Regions from separate parts of the Homo sapiens genome. Here region 2 is linked to region 1. Evidence: read pairs that join two places in POLR2A ChIA-PET (ENCODE). Cell type or tissue: PC-9. All regions are shown on one strand. Links, peaks and the distances in the headings refer to the core of each region. The heading gives the core; the rest is flanking DNA.

Region 1 (5,383 bases), core at 179-5,178:
ATTATACCCATTCCACAGATGAGAATTCAGATTCAGGGAGGTTTAATGATTAGCTAAGGTTTAACAGGTAATAAACCAATCCAGGTTGTGTGGCTCCAAAAATCAAATTCTAACTTCTTTGTCACACTGCCTTTAATGAGTCCCCAGTATCTTTGGGATAAGATGCAAAATCTTTGTTTTTATTTATTTATTTATTTTGAGACAGAGTCTGGCTCTGTTGCCTAGGCTGGAGTACAGTGGTGTGATCTCAGCTCATTGCAACCTCCCCCTCCTGGGTTCAAGCGATTCTCCTGCCTCAGCCTCCCAAGTAGCTGGGATTACAGATGCCCAACAAGATGCCTGGCTAATTGTGTGTGTGTGTGTGTGTGTGTGTGTGTGTTTATTTTTAGTAAAGACGGGCTTTCACCACGTGGTCAGGCTGGTCTTGAACTCCTCAGGTGATCCACCCACCTCGCCCTCCCAAAGTATTGGGATTACAGGCATGAGCCACTGTGTCCGGCCAAAATCTTTATTTTTTAAAGCCCTATGTGTGATCCCAGAAATACCCTATATGAGAATCTTGCTATGTACTGCAGTGGTGAGTAGCAAATCTGGCCTCTGCCTTAATAGCACTTGTGGCTTTGGACTAAGTGCTCAACCTCCTGGGTCTTCGTTACCTCTTCTTCAGAACAGAGATAACACTCACCTTACAGGATCAGTGTGAAGGTTAAATGAGGAAGGCATGAGTAAAGTGCCTAGGAGCTTTTGCTATTACTATTATTGCTGTTATTGATAGGCACTCTCCCACCTCCATTGATAACTCCCTCCTCACCATGGACCTAGTCTAAATTTCTGTCTGTGAATCTGACTTCTCAGGTAGCATTCATCTGTGGTGCTTTTTAATTGAATGGACTGCTTATTCCCAGGGAAGCAGCATTTTACAGCAGGGCTTAATGGTCGTAGAATGTCAAAGGGGTTTGCATATCTGGGGAGAAACAACTTGACCCACTCAAACTCGGTTAGATAAACCATGCAGCTGATGAATGAGACTGGCCCAAGCCCTCATTCCTTTCCTCTTTCTGATCTGCCTGCCTAACAATGCCAATACCCTGACTTCTGTTCCCTATGGGGGTGAGCAAGAAGCAGCAGGAGTACACCTCAGCTCCAAGAGAATATGCCACCTGAGCATACACTGTCCCCACACCGGCCAGCTCCTCCCCTTCCCCACCCCAAGCTGATGAATCGGGTTTGTTGACATTTGGGGCCTAGTCCCATGAACAAAGCTAAATTCCCTGAAGCGCGCTGTCTCCCAAGACCTTTCCCTTGAATGCTACAGCATCTGCTCCTGCCAAACCTCACTCCCATGTTCCACTTCCAAAAGGGGAAAGCATATGGGCTGCTATTTTTTGCCAAAAACTGATCAGAGAACAGAACTCAGTTCTCATAAAAATTGCACAGTACCTACTTCTCTTTCCTTGCTGACAATAAAAATGAAACTTGAGTTCAGGGAGCTATCTTTCAGGAAGGAAATATTTTTCATTCAGATCCAACTCCTAACTCTGTCAATTCTCACCTGCTCAAACATCCTGACTGCCAAGGGAAAAGACTGTAAATAACTGAAATTATAATTTTGTTAATAATTATATTTTATACACAATAATTTCTAGATATTGTCACTGAAATCCATTGATAATTTGAGAAACTTCCTTACAGAGGTAGAAAGGAATCCACAGTATTTTTTTTCTATTTTAATTACTCACTGAATACAATCTGAAAGTGTTTAATTATTAGATTTATGCCTCAAGATGAGTTCAATGGTAATTACAGGATGTCTTTTTTTATTCTAATTCCAAATAATTAAATCCCAAACACATTAGATCATTATGATTATAATTAGAATAAAGGTGTCTTACATTTGAAACCAAAGTTTGGCTTTTTGTTTAACCTTTTTTGTACCTCATCAAAGGGTAACGCCTTGGAAAGAAATCTGTTTCAATCTCTCTAATGCTGCTTTAAAAGAAAATTTTAAAAATTGTCTGCAGGAAGGCTTTTCCATTGCAATATTGGCAGGGAGAAGTGAGCACTGAGCCTTCGGGTTGCTTGAGTTTCCAAGGCATGCTGACTTTCTACTGCCATTTGTCGTCCTCGGACACAGAGAGAACTCAGAAACCAGGCAGTAAGGTGACAAAAATGCAGCGGGAATATCAAGGCAATCAAGGGAGAGGATCCGTAAAATAATCCATCACCTCCTCCCACCCCAATTTGTCAATCAATTTGGGGGTAACTTTTTCTGAGCTCCTCTACATTAAAGATAAATGGATGAAGATGGGCTGGGATTGGTTAGAGACCTTAGAGAAAGCCACACAGAGACCAGAAAATCTAAAGCAAAAATTCACAAAATAAGACCTCTGACTAAGGCTCAAAAGGTCTTTTATGCTTGGGCCCAATAACTAATTGAGAGAAAATATGCCCATATTTTTGGTTGTGTTGATAAGGCTGTTGAAACCCTTGCTAGGATGGCTCAAACAGCGTATGAAGTTAGCTTATCATCCTTCAGGTATCTTTGCACCAGGCTTTGGGATTTGGGAATGGGTAAGGGTAATACTTTGTGGTTTCAAGGGGGAGTTGCAGGATGAAGGTTCAGGAAGGAGAGGAGACACACCTTTTTAAAAAGAATAAATAAACGCATATGTCTTCCCCTGCCTGGTAGACAGGAGGAGAGCACTTGCTTATTGGAAAGCATTTGAAGGATAGGGAGGTGAGAGCCTGGGAGGAGGGAAGCAAAAAAGCTATAAAGAGAAGGCCAGAGAGCAATCCTAATACTTAGAAAAATGTCACATTAAAACCTCAGCTGCCGGTGGCTGGAGGGAAAGGAGTTCCAGACAATAGCTGAGGGGACAAGTTGAATCTTGTGTTCATTCCTGTGGTTAAAACAAGTCTGTACGACCACAAGGAAAATTCCATTCTCCTCAGACCTTAACTCCCTGCTTACCTGAGCTGCAGAGACATTTTGTTGAAAGGCTCCTTAAAGTGGGAACTGATAATGCACAAAGGCCTGGTGGCCCTCCTTCCTTAACCTTTCTTCTGTGCCTGCACCTTCACATCTTAAGAATTACCTCCTTTCCTTTGAGGGGCCTGATAACCACTTTGACTACAGTGTAAAGAATAAAGCAGGGTTCAGGAAAAGAACAAGCCCCCTCGACACCTTCCCCACTCTCCAACCACAACCTACACTCGTTTTCCAAACCCTGAGACCTGTAGATGGCAAATAAAATTTTTCACTAATTCAGTAAGTGCTTATTGAAGGCCTATAATGCTTCAAGCTCCATACTAGGCATTTACAGAAGACAACCAAAATCAAGCTATTATGAAGAATGTCCAAGTCAGGAGGCCCAAGATATATGAGATTCCATATGCTGCTGATTGTATGACAGACACAGTAAATGTTGTACATTGTGACCATTGAATGCAGTTGTTTCCCTTCCTTTTTGGGGGTTTTCATGAGTCCAGCTGACAAGTGGGCTGCCTGCTCAAATCAGTCCAGCCAAGCATTGCTCTTCCTCATCCAAAATCCCAACATCTGCTCCTTTCTTCCCTCCCATACAAGCCTTAGGTCACCTTGCTCTCCTATTAGAAGAAGGAGATTATCAATAATTGTCCTGGGTCCAGGGGAAGATGGAAAACGAGTTTCCTGTCTTAACTCCTTTGATTCCTACTTCAGCAAGTTCTGATGAACACACCTAGGAGAGGGAGAATCTACTCACAGAGGCATGGATGATGGTAAGATCAAGCATGTCCCCACAGTGAGAAAAAAATAACATCAAGAGTATAATGCTATAGGCCAGGCACGGTGGCTCATGCCTGTAATCCCAGCACTTTGGGAGGCCAAGGTGGATCACAGGTCAGGAGATGGAGACCATCCTGGCCAACATGGTGAAACCCCATCTCTACTAAAAATACAAAATTTGGCCAGGCGTGGTGGCATGTGCCTGTAATCCCAGCTACTCAGGAGGCTGAGGCAGGAGAATTGCTTGAACCAGGGAGTCACAGGTGGCAGTGAGCCAAGATCTCACTACTGCACTTCAGCCTGGTGACAGAGCGAGACTCCATCTCACAAAAAAAAAAAAAAAAAAAAGTGTAATACTATAGAAAGCAGGTATGTTTGAAAGACTGTGGCACTTAATGGAGATTGTAACTTATTTACAGTTGAACTGGGAGAGATCTGTGACTTGACGTGTCCTCTGTATTCATCTACAAAACTTTCCATACACCCCAATATGTGTTTCATAATACACAAAGAGAGCTATAGGAACTGACCAGTGCCCTCAGGGAGCTTATGGCAGTGATGTGCTGGTAAATTTTAACGATCAGTTTTTCAAGGGAAAAAAGTTCTGCTTTCTAGCTTTGGCCAATTTCCATGGTGTAAATATTCCCGCAGTGGCTGATTTTTAGAAACCAAGAAGGTATCACTGAGAGAGGAGATGGGAAGATATGTGCATAGTCAGCTCTTCCTAGGTGGTATGAGCTGGCTCCTGAACACCAGTGGCTTAAATTCTAGTATATTGATACAGATAAAGACAGGATACAAAGGCAGCACCTCCTGATCAATTGACTGATTGACATGGATGAAAAATCTTTAACCAAGACTCAAGGAAGAACATACTTTAATGGTAGCAGGGCAAATGATGCTAGGTGAACGGTATCTGACTGTATTGCCCCTTCTGGTTCCTCAGAAGCACAAAGAACCATGGGAAAGACTACAAAAACTTTGGAGAGAATCAGAATCAATCCTCCACCCTGCCTCTTAGAGAAAGGGAAACTGAGACATGCAAATGTGAAGTGCTTTAGATTGTCTTTGCTTCAAACATACCATTGTCATGGATAGTTTTGGTTTCCCTGCCATTGGGCTGAGGTATTGGGCAGAAATGTTGCCAATTAACTGCATGATTGAAACAGGAAATCATTCAGAATTCACTGGGGCTCTCCAAGCACCCGTAGAGGACAAGTGACTGTCTGTACAGCTGATGGAGAGTGGGTGAAGGTACCACCAGCATGAAGGCACAGACTCTGTCTGAATTTCTTATTCAGTAACTTGCCCCAGACGTAAGCCTTCCTGTAGAATAGAAACAAACTGAAAAGTCTGCCAGGCTCTGGCTGGCTTAGCCTTTGAATCATTGGTGAGAAATAAGCTCTGTCTAGGAAGGGAAAAAAAATACATTCCCCTGTGAAGAAACCCAGCAGTAATTTTCTGGGCGGGAGAACTACTGCTGCATCTCTTGGGCAAATGTAATGGGATAGCAAAGTCTTTGGTGCTGAGGAAGCTCCAGCTCCTTTCTGCCTGTAATTCATGATCCCTGAGACAATTATGAGCAATGAAAAGGCATAAGTCAAAGGAACATCGAGC
Region 2 (5,383 bases), core at 204-5,203, 97 kb before region 1:
AAGGAGTGTCTGCCACAAGGGTGTGTTGGCGGGGGCAGTCTTGGGGTCTGAGCCCTCAGCCTGTGGGATCCGATGCTATCTCCAGGTAGCTAGAGTGGGAATTGAACTAGAGGTGAATTTGAGGTGAATTAGAATTGAATTACTTGGTGTCCACTGTTTGTCGGTGGGGAACCCCCCCCCCCCCCCAAAGAATTTGGCCATAGAAGTCTTCTTTTGTGTTCATTGCTGTGGCGTGAGAGCAAAGAAAAAATTTGATTCGGGTGTTTTTCCGAAACAGAATGTTATAGTTTTCATCTGCTTTGTGTCCACTTTTTCTGGTGTTATTTATTTCGTTATTACCTTTTTTTAAATAATAACTTTGAATTATTTAGACTATTTTTTTTTCTGTGTGTTCCCTGTTTAAATGAAATGGCTTTTCCTAGACTATTAAGGGACAGTTCCTGGTCAGTGGGGGCCAGGGGATGAACTAGGGTCACTCTCTCAGCTTCATCTTTTCTTGTTATTAAGAAGGACTCAAAATACATCATCCCATCCATCTCTCAGGCCTACGCCTGGCCAAGAAGGTTTCCTGCCTTCAGTTCTATGTTTCCCAGAGCTCTCCCCTTTAGACAAGTTATTTTTTTCTTACATGACTTCCCGGGATCTGACTCCTTTGGGCCCACAACCTCCTCCCCACACCGCTTACCATCTCAACTGTCCAGAGTTACTGCCCGGCTCAACGTGTCTGCTTCTGGCGGTTTTCCCCTCTGGAAAAGGATATTATTGGATATTTTGGCAATCATCCAGGGTTTGCTCTACTGCCTCACTCTCAGGTCTCTTGTGATGCTGTCTGCAGGCTCCTGCTTTCACTTGCAACTCTGAGCATATCGGAATAGTAGTTTCACAGTTATTCTCAGGCTTGTCCACACAGATTTTTATTCCAGATTAGGCCTTCTTTTAAGGGTGAGTCTTCATGGGTGATCTTGGGTTCTATAGCTTACAGGGCTTGTCAAAGGTTTGCATTGAGCCCACCACTCTCTTTTCCTGTTTCTGCCACCTCGCACCATCTGAACCCCAGTGTTTCTACCCTGCTCAGTTGCTGCCACGACTCCACAGCGGATTGCCTTTAGGTGCCATTTCTACATGTGGTTTTGACTACAGCAGTACTGTAGGGTTTAGAGATGTTTCCTATCACCTAGTATTTAAAAATATATAATCTAGGCATATTTTTACACTATTTCTAATTTTCTGTTTGGTTTTCTGGAGGAGTTTTGAAAAGATTAAGAAACTACACTGCCACCATAATCTCACTAGGACCAGAACTCAGGATCAATTTTTCTTAGAGAATGTGGAAGAATGAAGCTTCCACATATTCTTTATAAAATCTTATAATTTTAGAATGTGAGTTCTCTAAAACTCTTAAAGGTCACAGAGTCCAATACCTTCCTGTAATAGGAAAGATAATTGAGGTCCAGAGAGTGAAAAACAAGGCTCTCTCAAAGTCAGTGTAGAAAGTAGTAGAGCCAAGTATAAAATACAGCTTTCCCTTAGTCTTGGTGTTAGAAGGAACCTCAGGGCATGTGGTCCATCTTCTTACCCAGTGCAGAATTCCCCAGGAAGACAGGCAGCCAATATCCCCTTGAATATCTTAAAGGATGAGATGTCTAACTCAACCAGTTCCCCATGTGGTAAAGACAAACTTGTCTTTTCACTTTTTTCCTTTTTCAAAAGTATAAACGGAGACACACAAGGATGAATTGATGCAGGTGTTATTGCGTTTGTTCCCTGTTTCCTCTCAGTTTAGAAGCTGACTTGGAAGCACCTCTAGGTTGATTCACAGCCTGAGTTGGACACAATCTTTAAGTTCATCTAGTCTAGTGGATTCATTAGTCTATGCTTAAACATGCCTGGCAGCTCACTCTATCATCAATTGTTCAGGAGTTCTTCCTAAAGTGAGATGATGCACATGAGCGTATTTGTGGATTACACAACCTTATATAAATCTAAGATTGTCAGATTTATTATGTTGAATGGAATTTTCTCCCCTTTAACTTCTAAGCATTGTTCTTGGTTCCGCCCTCTGAAGCTATGCAGAAAAAGTCTCATTACTCTTGTACTTTGCAGTGCTTGAAACGCTGGAAGAGAGCTATGGGGCTCCTTCCTTGTGGCTAAGGCTTATCTTTTTCCATGGTTATAAACAAAGCCAGCACTTTTATTCCTCCTGTGGCATTGTCTGCAGTACTCCCAGCAATCTGTTTTTTCTCCTTTAGCACACTAAAGCTTATTAATGTTTCTCTTAAAACGCCAAAAATAAACAGAGTGGGACTCGACTTTCTTTGTCTCAGCATCACACTTACATCAGCACAGTGTAAGATTATGAGTCATTCCAGTGCTTCTTATTGTGCCTTATTTGTTTTCAGCTTGCAGTCAACTAAAAACACCTAATATTTTCTAGTGAACTTCTAGTAAAGCGGTTCTCCAACTTATTGGGCATGGGCCGTTGATATTTTTGTCCTTGATGTAGGAAAATAGCTTTGTAAGCAGCAACACAAGTCCTTTCAGAACTCCAGTGACTGACTGAATCTGGGGACCTTGAGTCTTTTGGGCATCAAGGTTTTCTCTGATATGCTCCATCCCTTTCTTGGGATTTAATTCTTCCTTGGCTATATTTGTTCTACTCCTTTTCATTTGAATATCATACTCCTAGATATACAAGTCCAAAGAAAAGTAGTGGGTGAACAATCCCCTTCTCACTCTTGGTAATAATTTCTACCACTTTCTACTACTCCCCTGGCATCACTGCTGTTTTCTTTTTACCACTGTCTGTACCAGTATATCATTGACTACCCAAGCAGGGGTGCATGCTGGTCTCATTCTCCTGTTTACTTTTTTTTTTCTTATTAATACAGTATTTATTTGTCTTTTCTCCGTCAAACCCTGAGCCAACCATGTTCCCCAGGCTGCCTGGGGAGGTATAGGAAAAGGAACACACAGGGCCCATCAGACATGGAAAAAAGAACTATGGGAGGTGGAGACGGCTCCTTCACATGGCGAAGAGGATGAGAAAGGCCACCATCAGGCAAAAGAGCCCCAAGGCCTCCCAGAGGGCAAAGCCCAGAATGGCATAGGAGAAGAGCTGTTGCTTCAGAGAAGCGTTCCTGGCATAACCAATGATGAGGCTCCCAAACACAGTCCCAATCCCAGCCCCAGAGCCAGCCACCCCAACTGTGGTAGCCCCAGCCCCAATGAATTTGGCTGCCATGTCTATGTCCCTTGAAATGGCACTAGTTTGGAAGCTGCAGCTAGGGACAAGTGAGGTAAGGGGACATGAGACTGCCAAGCTGCTGAGACTCTCATCTGCCATTGTCTCCGGTCATTTCAACACCACTGCAGATAGTGGATGGCTCAGCAGCTGTGAGGTGCTCTTGACCAAGGAGGGAGTGGAGATGAATTTGGAGCAGGCATACATTTTTACGGGGTGAGGGGCTATGGCAGGAGAGCTGCTCCCAGTGCAGAGAAGACAGACAGGACTCTCCTGTTTAAACATACAGTGGGGGGTCAGGGAGAGGGCATGATCAGGAAGACATAAAATTGGATGGTACATACAGACCCTCTTTAAGAGGCAGATATCTGCTGTCAGTACCTCTTGACATACATTCCCCGCCCACTCATTATCCAGGACAACACCTTTATATCTTCTAATCCCTGTATTTCCTTATCTATGAAACAGGGATCTTCAGTGATAACCTACCTTTCCTTTGTAGGATAACCTACATTCCCTTAGGACATTCCTAATAATATAAATTATTCTTTCTCACTGCCCTATTTACTATGCAGACCTTATCTATTGAGGCTGTATGCTAAAGAAGACCCTTATGGTGCTAAGGAGTACACCCTGGGGCCAAGAATTCGAAAGCCTTCACCCTAGTGTGAGTTGTCAAGTGCTGGCTGGCCAGTTTCTGTAAAGGAGCCACTAAACCACTAATGAGAGCCTCAAAAATAAACATACCACAAAACAAACACATGGAGAGAAAAGGTTAAGTTAACTTGTAAGTACTTTCCTATCATTTTTCCTGATCATGCCCAAATACTGGTCATAGGATTTCCTTTTATGTTGATAAGGGAGAATGGAGGCTGTGAAGAGGAAGTAGGACTCAAAGATGAGAACAAGGGTGAAGCATAAACTGGTCTATGAGCTGGGATTCAGACGGCATATATCCCACTTCCAAAATTGTGGTGAACACCATGAGGTCAATAAACATTACCGAGAGAGAGATGTATTTTCATATTTATTCACTACTGAATGAATATAAATGAATATATACATATACTTCTGTATACTTTTGTACATCCACCTACTCATATGCCAGTCTGAAAGACAGAATATTCCCATTACCCATCATGGAATTCCTCTGTGTGCCCATCACCACTCTCATCTACTTCCCTATTCTCTTAGAACCTGTTTTTTCTGTTTATTGATCTTCTGTTTTTCTTTATTGTTTTATGGCATACATTTTTATTTCTAAACAGTATATTATTTAGTCTTGCATGTTTTTTAACTTTATGTAAGTGGAATTACACTGTGTATTTCTTTGCCTTGCTTTTTTGTTTGTTTGTTCAATTTCATATTCCTGAGATTCATCTATGTTGCTGTAAATTGCTATAGTTCATTTGTTTCTACTGGTATATAGTATCCCATTTATTCAGCAATATATTATCCATTCTATTTGGATTGTTTCTAGTATTTTTATTTTTATCACAAAGAATGCTAGGATTAACATTCCTATGTATGTCTCCTTATGGTATGGACCAGAGTTTCTCTAGGTGTATATCATGGAATAGAGTTGCTAGGTCAAAAGCTATATGTATTCTTAAGTAAACTGGATAATTCTAAGTTAAAAAAAACTGGCACCAATTTTCATTTTTACATACTGTGTATAAGAGTTCTGATTGAAGTCACATCCTTGCCAAACCTGAAGTAGTCAAACTTTTAAATTTTTGCCAATCTATTGAATATGAAATATTTCCTTATGGTTTCAATTAGCATTTACCCACTAATGAGGTTGAATGTTTTGTTTTATGGTTTTCTTCATTTCTTGTTCTTTATCTTTATCTTCTTGTAGTTTATTCATTTTTATGGATGTTTGGGTAGTTCTTGATACTTTTTTTAATAGATTCTATATACTAATTATTTGACAATTATATGTGTAACAGAACTTTCACTCAATTTGTATGTTGTATCCTTAACAATTTTTATTTCCCTTTGAAAAATCAAACTCCTTAATTTGAATCTAGTTTCACTGGGTGTTTTTTCTATGCATGAGATAATATATCTCCCCAGTCTGTCCCTTTCCTTTTTATTTATGTAACAGTTAATTCAATGAGCAAATGTTTTTAATTTTGA

What was found. ChIA-PET counts read pairs that join two places held together with the same protein. Peaks named below come from ENCODE experiments on the same cell type or tissue, not always from the same donor. Only the 100,000 strongest peaks of a DNase experiment are listed, where the experiment ranks them.
Region 2: POLR2A ChIA-PET joins it to region 1 with 8 read pairs; 2 of 35 experiments call an interaction of 5 or more read pairs at or near these places.

What each region holds. Positions count from the first base shown.
Region 1 is chr1:209,362,053-209,367,435 of GRCh38, forward strand. No RefSeq gene overlaps it. Among named protein-coding and RNA genes, the nearest start is that of LINC01698, 7.3 kb to the right of the region's middle. RefSeq lists an enhancer at 3,558-4,058. In PC-9, for the core only: no CTCF peak of the experiment used is centred there; DNase peaks (open chromatin) are centred at 1,179 and 2,889; H3K27ac peaks cover 2,102 bases.
Region 2 is chr1:209,264,776-209,270,158 of GRCh38, forward strand. It overlaps LOC105372896 (a long non-coding RNA gene), which reads right to left and starts at 1,951. Exons shown (of 5, transcript XR_922530.4): 1 at 686-1,951. It also overlaps the pseudogene ATP5MC2P1. In PC-9, for the core only: no CTCF peak of the experiment used is centred there; no DNase peak of the experiment used is centred there; H3K27ac peaks cover 666 bases.